Linked DNA regions of Homo sapiens: region 1 is linked to region 2. Evidence: read pairs that join two places in POLR2A ChIA-PET (ENCODE). Cell type or tissue: OCI-LY7. All regions are shown on one strand. Each heading gives the region's core, and the rest is flanking DNA. Links, peaks and the distances in the headings are about the cores only.

What was found. Peaks named below come from ENCODE experiments on the same cell type or tissue, not always from the same donor. Only the 100,000 strongest peaks of a DNase experiment are listed, where the experiment ranks them.
Region 1: POLR2A ChIA-PET joins it to region 2 with 6 read pairs; 2 of 35 experiments call an interaction of 5 or more read pairs at or near these places.

The regions. Positions count from the first base shown.
Region 1 is chr10:30,706,643-30,712,022 of GRCh38, reverse strand. It overlaps the pseudogene SVIL2P. Among named protein-coding and RNA genes, the nearest start is that of LINC02644, 14 kb to the left of the region's middle. In OCI-LY7, for the core only: a CTCF peak has its summit at 2,547 (motif pointing left); DNase peaks (open chromatin) are centred at 2,552 and 5,032; H3K4me3 peaks cover 635 bases; H3K27ac peaks cover 1,649 bases.
Region 2 is chr10:31,874,821-31,880,200 of GRCh38, reverse strand. All of the region lies in intron 3 of ARHGAP12 (Rho GTPase activating protein 12), which reads left to right. Among named protein-coding and RNA genes, the nearest start is that of ARHGAP12, 51 kb to the left of the region's middle. In OCI-LY7, for the core only: no CTCF peak of the experiment used is centred there; no DNase peak of the experiment used is centred there.

The sequences.
Region 1 (5,380 bases), core at 126-5,125, 1.2 Mb after region 2:
TTACTGGTATTTTCACTTTACATAAAAGACCAGAAATTTCATGCGGATGGCATACGAAAAACTACAAACTTAATATGGGTCTTTCTTTTAGGATATAATACTAAAAATAATAATAAATAATAAAAAGGTTGGCAATGGCCATTCACCATTTGGGGGAAACTTCCATTCTCCAACAGCATGGTAGAGCTTGCAGATAATGTACATGGCAGAGACCAACTTGTCTCTCAGTGTAATCAACCCCGAGTACAACAGGGTTTTAATCTGCCTGGGGCATTCCACAATACAGCCTTTATCCTTGAGGGTAACAAGTTAGATGGCCTCATAATATCAGAGAGAAAAACTAGTTCTTCTTCATGCTGGCAGCTGAGAATGCACTAATCTAAAAATTAATATATCTCAAAAAGTTAAAGGGGAAAAAATGGGTTTCATTATCATCTGCCAGGCTTTATAGACACTGGCTGACCCATGCAGAAAGGGAAAAAGGGTCTAGGGCTCCGGGGAGCTGCTGGCGAGGCCTCATCTTTGCAATACTGGAGCATGGTCTCCATCGTGCTCTTTTGGTCAGAGGCACGGCAGATGCGGGCAGAACCAGTGATCTTGTTCTCGATGGGCCACCAGCCTTGCCAGAGGCACACCTCGTGGTGATTGTCAAGGAAAGGCACTGTGAGGGCAGGGACAGAGCCCGACCGTCAGGAGCTCCTTCACGGACACTTCCAGTTCACTCCTCCCCAAACCCAGTGGATGTTGTCCCTCCCCACTGCTGTGTCACAGGGGGAAACCCCCTTGGCTGTCAAACCAGGGGCAAAGGGGCAAACGGAAACCCAGGACACTTAGCCCTTTGAAAGTTCAACTGGGAGAAGCCTGTAGGCAGAGAGAGGTGGTGTCAAGGAGTTGGTCTCTTTCATTCCTCATCCTCCAGGCCCTCCTCCCTTTGCCCCAGCTCAAGCCCCTGGCCCTTCTGGATACTGGCAGGGCTGTGCTAAGAGTGGAAGGGATAATGCATGTGCCACTCAAGGGACTGTTAGCACCACCTATCTCCAAAGAGCACAATCAACACTGGAGCACACATCTCACTGCAGACAGGTCAGTGGCATTCCTGCCCTGCACGTGACTGCTTAGCAGTGAGGTGAGCTCATGGCTCTCTTACAGAGAAATGGGCTTTAAACATCAAAACTGTGGCCAGGAGTCATGGCTCATGCCGGTAATCCCAGTGCTTTGGGAGGCTGAGGAGGAAGGATTGTTTGAGCCCAGGAGTTCAAGACCAGCCTGGGCAACATGGTGAGACCCTATCTCTACAAAAAGAAAAAAAAAATTGCTAGGCGTGGTACATGCCTATAGTCCCAGTTACTCAGAGGCTGAGGTGGGAAGATCACTTGAGCCCAGGAGTTTGAGGCTGCAGTGAGCCATGACTGTGTCACTGCACTCCAGCCTGGATGACAGAGTGAGATCCTATCTCTAAAAAATAAAATAAAATGAAATAAATTGAAAATAAAAATTGTTCTACTGCCTTTTCCTCCTCACTTTTTCTCCTCCTCAAATTGTCAGCCTGACTCTTACTCCAGGTGGCAAAACGCCTCTCACTCTTGCTAGTTGGCTCACAGTGTGTCCTTTCCTGGCATGCATTTCAGGATTCTGTGAAAACCACACTTTAAAAGCCCAGTGGAGGTTGATAACCCGCCCTGAGCCCCAGGATGAAGGGCGTGGGCACAGCCTCTCTTTCTGGTGGCTAAGGTTTTCCAAGCATGACATGTGCACTGGTCAAACTTTCAGTGGTGCCCTGAGATCCCAGTGCAAGGTGAGGTCCCTGGCTGCAGCTCCAGGCTCTTGTAATGTGAGAAGCAACAAACACAAACTGAGAGGCAGCTGACCTTGGCTTCATTGGAGGGTGGGTGGGAGGGGTTGTCAAGCCCAGTCTCTTGTGACTTTCCCAACCAGAATGAGGGCACAGAGCCCTGACCTTGGGATCAGAAGACCTGGGCTGGAGTCTTGGCTCTGCTGCGGAGACTTGGTATGGCAGACCCTGTTCACTGGCTAACTTAGCCGATACCTCAACACCCTTCTCCCTGGCCATTTGCTTTCCCAGGCTCCCTTGCAGCTGGGGTTGGCCATGTGACAAGCTCTGGCCAATGAGACATAAGCAGAAGTCTGCTGGGGGCTTCTGGGAAAACGTCTTTTTTATCTGATTAAAGAGAGAGATGTGGCTATTAAGTTCCCTTTTTTCCTCCACCCTTCTTTCTCTTTCTGTCTTAAATGCAAACATGATGGCTGGAGCAATGGCAGTTGACGGGTGACCATGCAGCAACAAGACTGAGAGGAAGGCTGGGAGAAGAGTGGAGACGCCAGGCCTGCCACTGTGGTGCTTAACCTGTTCTTAGCTGACGTCTTTGGGTGGGTTAAGTAACTGAGCCTTGTTGCTTATGCTATAATGTGTGGCTGATTTCACCCTCCCTCCTTTGGGTTTAGGGGTGAGGATGAAATGAGCTAACATAAGCACATGTTCTGGGTGTGCAGAAGCACATAGAAGGTGTGTCTTCTGCTGCTCAGCATAGCTGCCCCCTGCAGGCCTTACCTGGCTGGGGCACGCTGTATAGATCTTCCTGCAGGAAGGGCATGGAACTGACCACAGAGGGGGCTCGGGCAGGGTACACGAACTCCGTGGCTGCGAAATCCCCAGAGGAGCTGCTGAGGACGAACAGGCGGGGCGCGAAGTTAAAACTTCCGGGATCTTTGAAAGAAAAGAGAACAAAGCTGAAGATATCATGTGCATCAAAGTAAATTCCAGATGAAGAATGAATGTAAAATATGAAATAATTCAAAGCACTGTGGAAACACAGGTAGAATTAATCCGAGCTTCGAGGTGGAGAAGACCTGCTAAATTGTAATAGTAAAAGAACTGGCCGGGCGCGGTGGCTCACGCTTGTAATCCCAGCACTTTGGGAGGCCGAGGCAGGCGGATCATGAGGTCAGGAGTTCGAGACCAGCCTGGCCAACACGGTGAAACCCGTCTCTACTAAAAATACAAAAATTAGCTGGGCATGGTGGCACATGCCTGTAATCCCAGCTACTCAAGAAGCTGAGGCAGGAGAATCACTTGAATCCGGGAGATGGAGGTTGCAGTGAGCCGAGATTGTGCCACTGCACTCCAGCCTGGGCAACAGAATGAGACTCCGTAACAAAACAAACAAACAAACAAACAAGCAAGCAAACAAACAAAAAAAACTGGAGTCTCTGGTTCTATATCACCGCAACTTTTCCTAGCTCCAATCCCATTTCCAACATTACAACTGTATTGAGGTTTGAAGGGAAGAAGAAAACTCATTTAAGTTCCTAAAAGTTCAGGGGTCATTTTTATTTGTTTTTTGGCCATTTGTTTGGTAAAGTATCTGTAACGTAGGTTCCATAAATGATTCTAATAATTTCTTAAAGCATTTTCACTAAAAACAGCCTTTCGTACCATCCACTGTGGATCTGAACTGGCTAAGTTTGTATGTTTTTGAGAGGGCAAAATAAAATAGGAACCATCAATGACTACATTATAAATAACTATAATTAATTTGGAAGCCACTCAACTGAAATTTCTGCTAACTTAGCAAAAAAATTTTGCCTTTGATTAGCAATCCTGTTCCTCAAAGTAGTGAAAATCTGTTGCACCAACTAGATTACTGGGGAAAGGCATGTTTCAAATAGCTCATAACAGTCTATAAAGACCTAGACATTTTTAGCACTCAAATACATTGTGTAAATACACATTTACACTTAAATAACCAATATTACGTCCTAACATTCTAAACAGACTTGACCGTATATACCCAAAATACAACTGTATCTCTTTTTAAAAGTATTTTTATTTTAGAGACAGGGTCTTGCTCTACTGCTCAGGCTGGAGTGTAGTGGTATAACCATAGCTCACTGCAGCCTTGAACTCCTGGGCTCAAGTGATCCTCCTGGCTCAGCCTCCCAAAGCGCTGGGACTACAGGCAGATGCCACTATACTGGGCTGATTTTTTAATTTTTTGTACAGATGGGGTTTTACTGTGCTGCCCAGGGTAGTCTTGAACACCTGGCCTTAAGTGATCCTCCCACCTCAGCTTCCCAAAACTCAGGGATTACAGATGTAAGCCTAGACTTTTATTTCTTTAAAGATATTTTACAAAATGGGCATTTCACTAATTTTCCTTACAGTTTTCCTGCATGTATTGAAATGTAGTCCTATATACAAATTAATTTTTCTTATGTGTATTTATTTTTAATTTTATCAATGTAAATATTCAATTTTCAGTGTGAAGAACTTATGGGGTCATTCTTTTCACAGCCTTGATCAGTTGCCTAATTTAAAGTGTAATACAAAAATTAATGGGGTGTGGTGGCGGGGGCCTGTAATCCCAGCTATTTGGGAGGCCAAGGCAGGGAGAATTGCTTGAACCCAGGAGACAGAGGTTGCAGTGAGCCGAGGTTGCGCCACTGCACTCCAGCCTGGGCAACAGAGTGAGAACCTGTCTCAAAAAAAATAAATAGGGCCGGGCGCGGTGGCTTATGCCTGTAATCCCAGCACTTTGGGAGGCCGAGGCAGGCGGATCACCAGGTCAGGAGATTGAGACCATCCTGGCTAACACGGTGAAACCTCACTTCTCTAAAAATACAAAAAATTAGCCGGGCATGGTGGTGGGCACCTGTAGTCTCAGCTACTCAGGAGGCTGAGGCAGGAGAATGATGTGAACCCAGTAGGTGGAGCTTGCAGTGAGCCGAGATCATGCCACTGCACTCCAGCCTGGGCAACAGAGCGAGACTCTGTCTCAAAATAAATAAATAAATAAATAAATAAATAAATAAATAAATAAAATAATAAAATAAATAAATAAATAAAGTTTGGATATGTTATGCCATCAAAAGAGTTTCAAGAATAAGTTTGGTACCAGTAGGAATAACAGAAAACAGAGATATGAAGACTGCTCGTGGTTAAGTATTCTTGCCCCAGAGCCACCTATTTATAGAAATTAAACCCCTATCACGCCCCGGAGGAGCCTGGCTCAGCATCCCTGAGCACCTCAAGCAGCTGTCTCCTGACCCTGGTGGGGCACGAGCAACCCTACCCTGCAGGCACTGGGCCAGGACATTGACCCTAGCAGGCCGGCCAGCATTGGCCAAGTGGAGGCTGTACCACCTGTGCAGCTGCTGCTTTTGCTGACCCTCTCCCAGAAGTGCACCCTGAGCTCTGACTCAGTCCTGTTTGCAGGTGTGGCCCTTGTGCGCACAAGTGATAGGGGAGCCGGACTAGTGTCACCAAGGGGCCAGAGCTTCCGCGTTGGCTACGGAGTGACTGCAAGTGCCATGGGGCTGTGCTTCCCCCCTGCTGGAGGGATGGTCTGGAATCTGAACGCTC
Region 2 (5,380 bases), core at 311-5,310:
TCGAAAAGAACAAAATAAAGAAGGCAAAAACTGTGACATCTAATTTACTTGAATAATGAATTATTCATGTACTCATTTAATATTTATTGAGCACCAGCTATGTACCTTGTATCGTGCACAGTTCGAAGAATATGATGATGAGCAGAGAGCATATCTTTGAACAGAACCATGCTTATGAATAAATACCTGACATCTAGGTAGAATAGTATATTATTTCTGTTGCTTCCCTATTATTTCCCATAAGAAAAAAATTTGATTTAACTGGATGTTCCCTGACCTCTGGGCATAGTTAAAGGTACCTGCAGAGAATGGCCAGAAACCCTGTAGAAGCATGTAGGCACCATCACTATAACCATTAAGAACTTGGAATGCATGGGATATCCCAATAGGATTCTACTAGTGTAGCACTGATGGTATTAGTTATGGAATTTATCTGATTTAAAAATTGCCAGCTTAGTGTCAGCCTGATAGACTATATAGTATTGTCTTTTTTTTAAAATACTAGAGCCAAGTGTGAGCCATATTAGGTGATTTGTAGGTAATGCAGGTAATTAGTAGGATGAGGCAATGAATAGGATACGATCTGAGGTCAGAGGAGAAATATTTGGGGAAGATTAAGTTAAATAAGTTAAACAATTTTGAGAGGTAGAAATTCTGTATTTTGTCTCTTTGACTTGAGCCAACTACTAATAAAATTATATTTTCAAAATAAATTTTTTCATTTTTAAAGAAGACCACTCAAGTTTTTTGTGATAATCATATCCATAGTTAAACAAGAGAAATATTCTTAACTTTTTGTTATTGTTGTTACTGTTTTGAGAGAGGGTCTCACTCTGTTGCCCAGGCTGGAGACCTCTGCCTTCCAGGCACAAGCAATCCTCCAGCCTCAGCTTCCCAAGTAGCTGGGAACACAGGGGTGTGCCACCACGCCTAGCTAATTTTTGTATTTTTTTGTTAAGATGGGGTTTCATCATGTTGCCCAGGCTGGTCTTGAACTCCTGAGCTCAAGCAATCTGCCTGCCTAGGCCTCCCCAACTGCTGGGATTACAGGTATGAGCCACTGCACTTGGCCTTATTCTTGTCTTTTTAAATAGATATTAAACCTTACATGTAAATTAACACTGTTGAAATACACTGTTAATGATAAAGTGACACTTTGACCTATGTTCTATTTTTGCATAGCTGAAATAGTTGAAGATTTCATTTTCTGTTCTTTCTGATGTTATAGAAGGGGACTCTTAATGTTAAAGGGATGGCAATTTGTAATGATTTGAAGGAATTACTTTGGAAGAATGAAGAACAATACATATTCATCTGATTTTTGTGTACATGGTTTTAACAAAATCTAGCTTAAAAATTGGGAGGGTATTTTCACAGGGCTTGGCAAACATTTTCTGTAAAGAGCCCAGTAACAAACATTTTAGGTTTTGTGAGCCATGTGGTCTCTGTTGCAAGTGTTCAACTCTGCCATTGTAGCATGAGAACCTAAGTGCATAGCCAATATGGAAACAGAGGAGCATGGCTTTGTTTCAACAAAACTTTATTTACAAAAGAAGGCAGCAGGCTGGATTTGGACCATAGTTTGCTTATCCCTATACTATAAAGGAATATAGGGAACTGCTGCATTTTTTAAATTTTTTACACTTTTTGCCTCATTTTAATAAATGTAAAATACAATAAGACATTCAAATACAAAATTGCACAAGCACTGCTATACAGATAATACCTGAGGCTTCTGAAACAGAAGTGTCTATTATGTGATTTCTCAAAAAGCTGATCAGTTAGTGTAAGGAAGTTCTGATTTTATTTATTGAAGTAGGTTTAGGAGTTTTAGTGTGAAATTATGGAAGTCCAAGATGTTTGAAAGTTGAAAATCTGTGTAAACGGTCATGGCCTGTCCCTATTATGATTGTATTATGATTACAACCTCATTCAGGATATCAACAAAAGTTAAAATTGGGTGGTGAATTTCTGCTTTCTTTTTCAACTTATTCTGTTTTCCAACTTCTTTTTAAAAGAAGGGTACTTTTACCTTTTGTATCTGTGTTTCATAATTTAAAGAAGATTATGTATAACATTTTGTGCAGCTTAATCATCACTTTTCTAGTCAGGAAAATGTTTTATTTTTTATTTTTGTGAGACAGGGTCTCCTGTGTCACCCAGGCTGGAGCTTACTGCAGCCTCAACTTCCCAGGCTCAGGTGATCTGCCCACCTCAGCCTCCCAAGTAGTTGGAAATACAGGCATGTGTCACCACACCCAGTTAATTTTTTGTAGAGACAGGGTTTCTCCACGTTCCCCAGGCTGGTCTCAAACTGCTGGGCTCAAGCTATGTGCCCGCCTTGACTTCCCAAAGTACTGGAATTATAGGCAGGCGCCACCTCACCCAACTGGTTTTAAAATTTCATTAATTATCTGCTAAATATCTTCCTTGAGTGTGTCAGATTTTCTTTCATTATTTTATGCTTATTTTGAAAAACCTCATTAAGCACCCATGTCATGTGGATGGTATTGCTAAAACACTCAAGTAGTTGTAACGCACACAATGGGATCAAACCTTGTTTTGTAGAAAACGATTTCACTTTTTAGTTAAAGTAGTTTTTTCTTCATTGGCAGTTTTGTTAATGTAATTTAAATGTGTTTTGTGGAGAAAAATAATCTGTTTATCAGGTACAATAGCTTACTAGCCAGCTGTTCTTTATACACAATCAAGTGAGAAGGAGTGTGATCTTTTTGACTTTCCAACTTCAGATTTAATGACTTAAAATGGGAATTGATAAATGTCAGTCTTCCTCTAGAAACTATAGGTAATTAGAAAAATGTTATGGATACTTTATAATAGTATAGTTATTCTGATATATTTTTATTGATACATAGGTAGTTTTTATGTTAGTGTATTTACTAAAACAGAGTATGAAGACTGAAAGCTGGGATAACCAGACTTGTTTCTTCCTCTGGTAGCACTTTGTTCTGTTAAAAGGAACCAGGCGTCTTTATGCTACTTTCAGTATATCTCATTCTAATGCGCAACAGCGTCCCAAAAGGAAATGCTGAGCAAGAAATTAGTAAATCTTAACTGACTTTAGATCTGCCACAGATTTTTCTCATTTGCCTGTTTGATTTCTCCTTGGGATATTGAGATGCCTGATGAAAAAGAACAAGCATTTGGGACCAAAAGGAGCTGACACATGTCTCAAGTGATCTTGGAACAGGATATTGAGTCTTCAGATGAGGATTAGGAGTTAATTTGACTTACGGAGAAACTGGAAAAACTTGTCTTTTGTATTTTAGAACCTTTTCTAAAAATTCTGAACTGAGAGCTAGTTTGGGAGTAGGGGTTGTAACTGCCCTTAAAGGATACTCAAGACCTTGAAAAACAAACTGCGGTTTTAACTAGCACTAACTGTTCGTAGCACTGGAATATACCTACTAGGTGAATTTTTGTTTCCTGCACTTTGAAATATGAGAAGAATGTTTTATATTTCTCTTCCTGGGGATGGGGTTATATGAACTTAAGGAAGGTCAACTAAATTGCTTTAAATTTAGCTGCTGACTGATTTTTTTCCTCCGCTTTTGGATTAATGGTCTTCAGTGCATATGTAAGATGTTGTGGAGTAGAAAACGTGTAAAGTATTAGTGGGTTTTTTTTTTTTTTGGTGGTTTTTTGTTTTTGTTTTTGTTTTTGTTTTTTTTGAGATGGAGTCTTGCTCTGTTGTCAGCCTGGAGTGCAGTGGTGCCGTTTTGGCTCACTGGAACATCTGCCTCCCAGGTTCAAGCAATTCTCCAGCCTCAATAGCTGGGATTACAGGTGTGTGCCACCACACCCAGCTAATTTTTAAATATTTTAGTAGAGATGGGGTTTTGCCATGTTGGCCAGGCTGGTCTCTACCGCCTGACCTCAGGTGATTCACCTGCTTTGGCCTCCCAGAGTGCTGGGATTACAGGCGTGAGCCACTGTGCCCGGCCTGATGTTATTTTTTTTATGATGACCTTTAGAGCAATAGGTAAGTTTTATTTGAGGAGTTTCAAAAGAGAAGGGCTCTGGGTACCTACCCCAAAGAACTGTAAGCCAGGGATTCAAAAAGGTGTTTGTACACCATGTTCATAGCAGAATTGTTCACTATAGCCAAAAGGTGGAAGCAACTGTGTCTATTGATGGATGAATACATTAATAATAAATACACAGACACACACAATGGAATATTATTCAGCCTTGAAAAGAAAGGAAATTCTGACACATGCTAAGTGAAATAAGTCACAAAAGGACAAATACTGTATAATTCCACTTATATGAGGTGCTTGAATTCATAGAGACAGAAAGTAGAATGGTGGTTGCCAGGGACTGGGGAGAGGGAGGATGGGGAGTTAATGTTTAGTGAGTATGGAGTTTCAGTTTTGCAAGATGAAAGAAGTTCTGGAGATGGATGGTGGTGATGGTTGCACCGTAGTGGGAAAGTACTTAGTGTGACCGACCTGTACACATGAGAATGGTTAAAGTGGTACATTTTATGTTATGTATATTTTATCACAGTTATTTAATGAAAAGAGAAAAGTGCTGGGAATGAATAGTGTCTAGACAGGCCTCAGTTTTGTGGAACTTTAGGATGAATTGTTCATTTAAAGAGGTGGTTAACTTTTGATCACTGTGATTACAGAACAATCCTATTCCCCCTTACCCATCCTTCCCTACCCTACCCAATCCTTTGTCTTTTTTATTAGCAATTTGGAGAACTTGCTTGTGGGAACTGTATTCTCATTGTGACTTTTTATGAGAATTATAATTCTAAGCTTAGTGACTTCATTTCTGCTTAGACTGAACCCAAAATATCTGTGATCTTGAATGAACCCTTCCTCCTTACCTACTCTACTTTTTCTGGGTAAACTTTAAGTTTTGAGTATTGACCTCCATGGGTATCATAAGTGTTCTGTGCTTCTAGAGCTTAGCTAGAGAATTTCTTAAAGATCATTCCAGAATTGTTACATGACTTTAAAATTAATGGCCCTTTTTCTCCCGTAAGCATTTTTTTCTTTTTAATCTCATTTCAAAAATAGATGAACTCCTTCTAGAATAAATTAGAAAGTACAGATAAGCAGACAAACAAACCCAGCAGTAATTCCATGACTCAGAAATAAGTGACAGAAACTTACATATGGTCTTCTGTAAGTTTTCTGGCAGATACATGAGTATGTGTGTGAAAATTTTTTTTTTTTTTTTTTTTTTTTTTTTTGAGACAGAGTCTTGCGTTGTCACCCAGTCTGGAGTGCTGTGGCGCCATCTTGGCTCACTGCAACCTCTGCCTCCCGGGTTCAAGAGATTCTCTTGCCTCAGCCTCCCGAGTAGCTGAGATTACAGGTGCTGGCCACCACGCCTGGCTAATTTC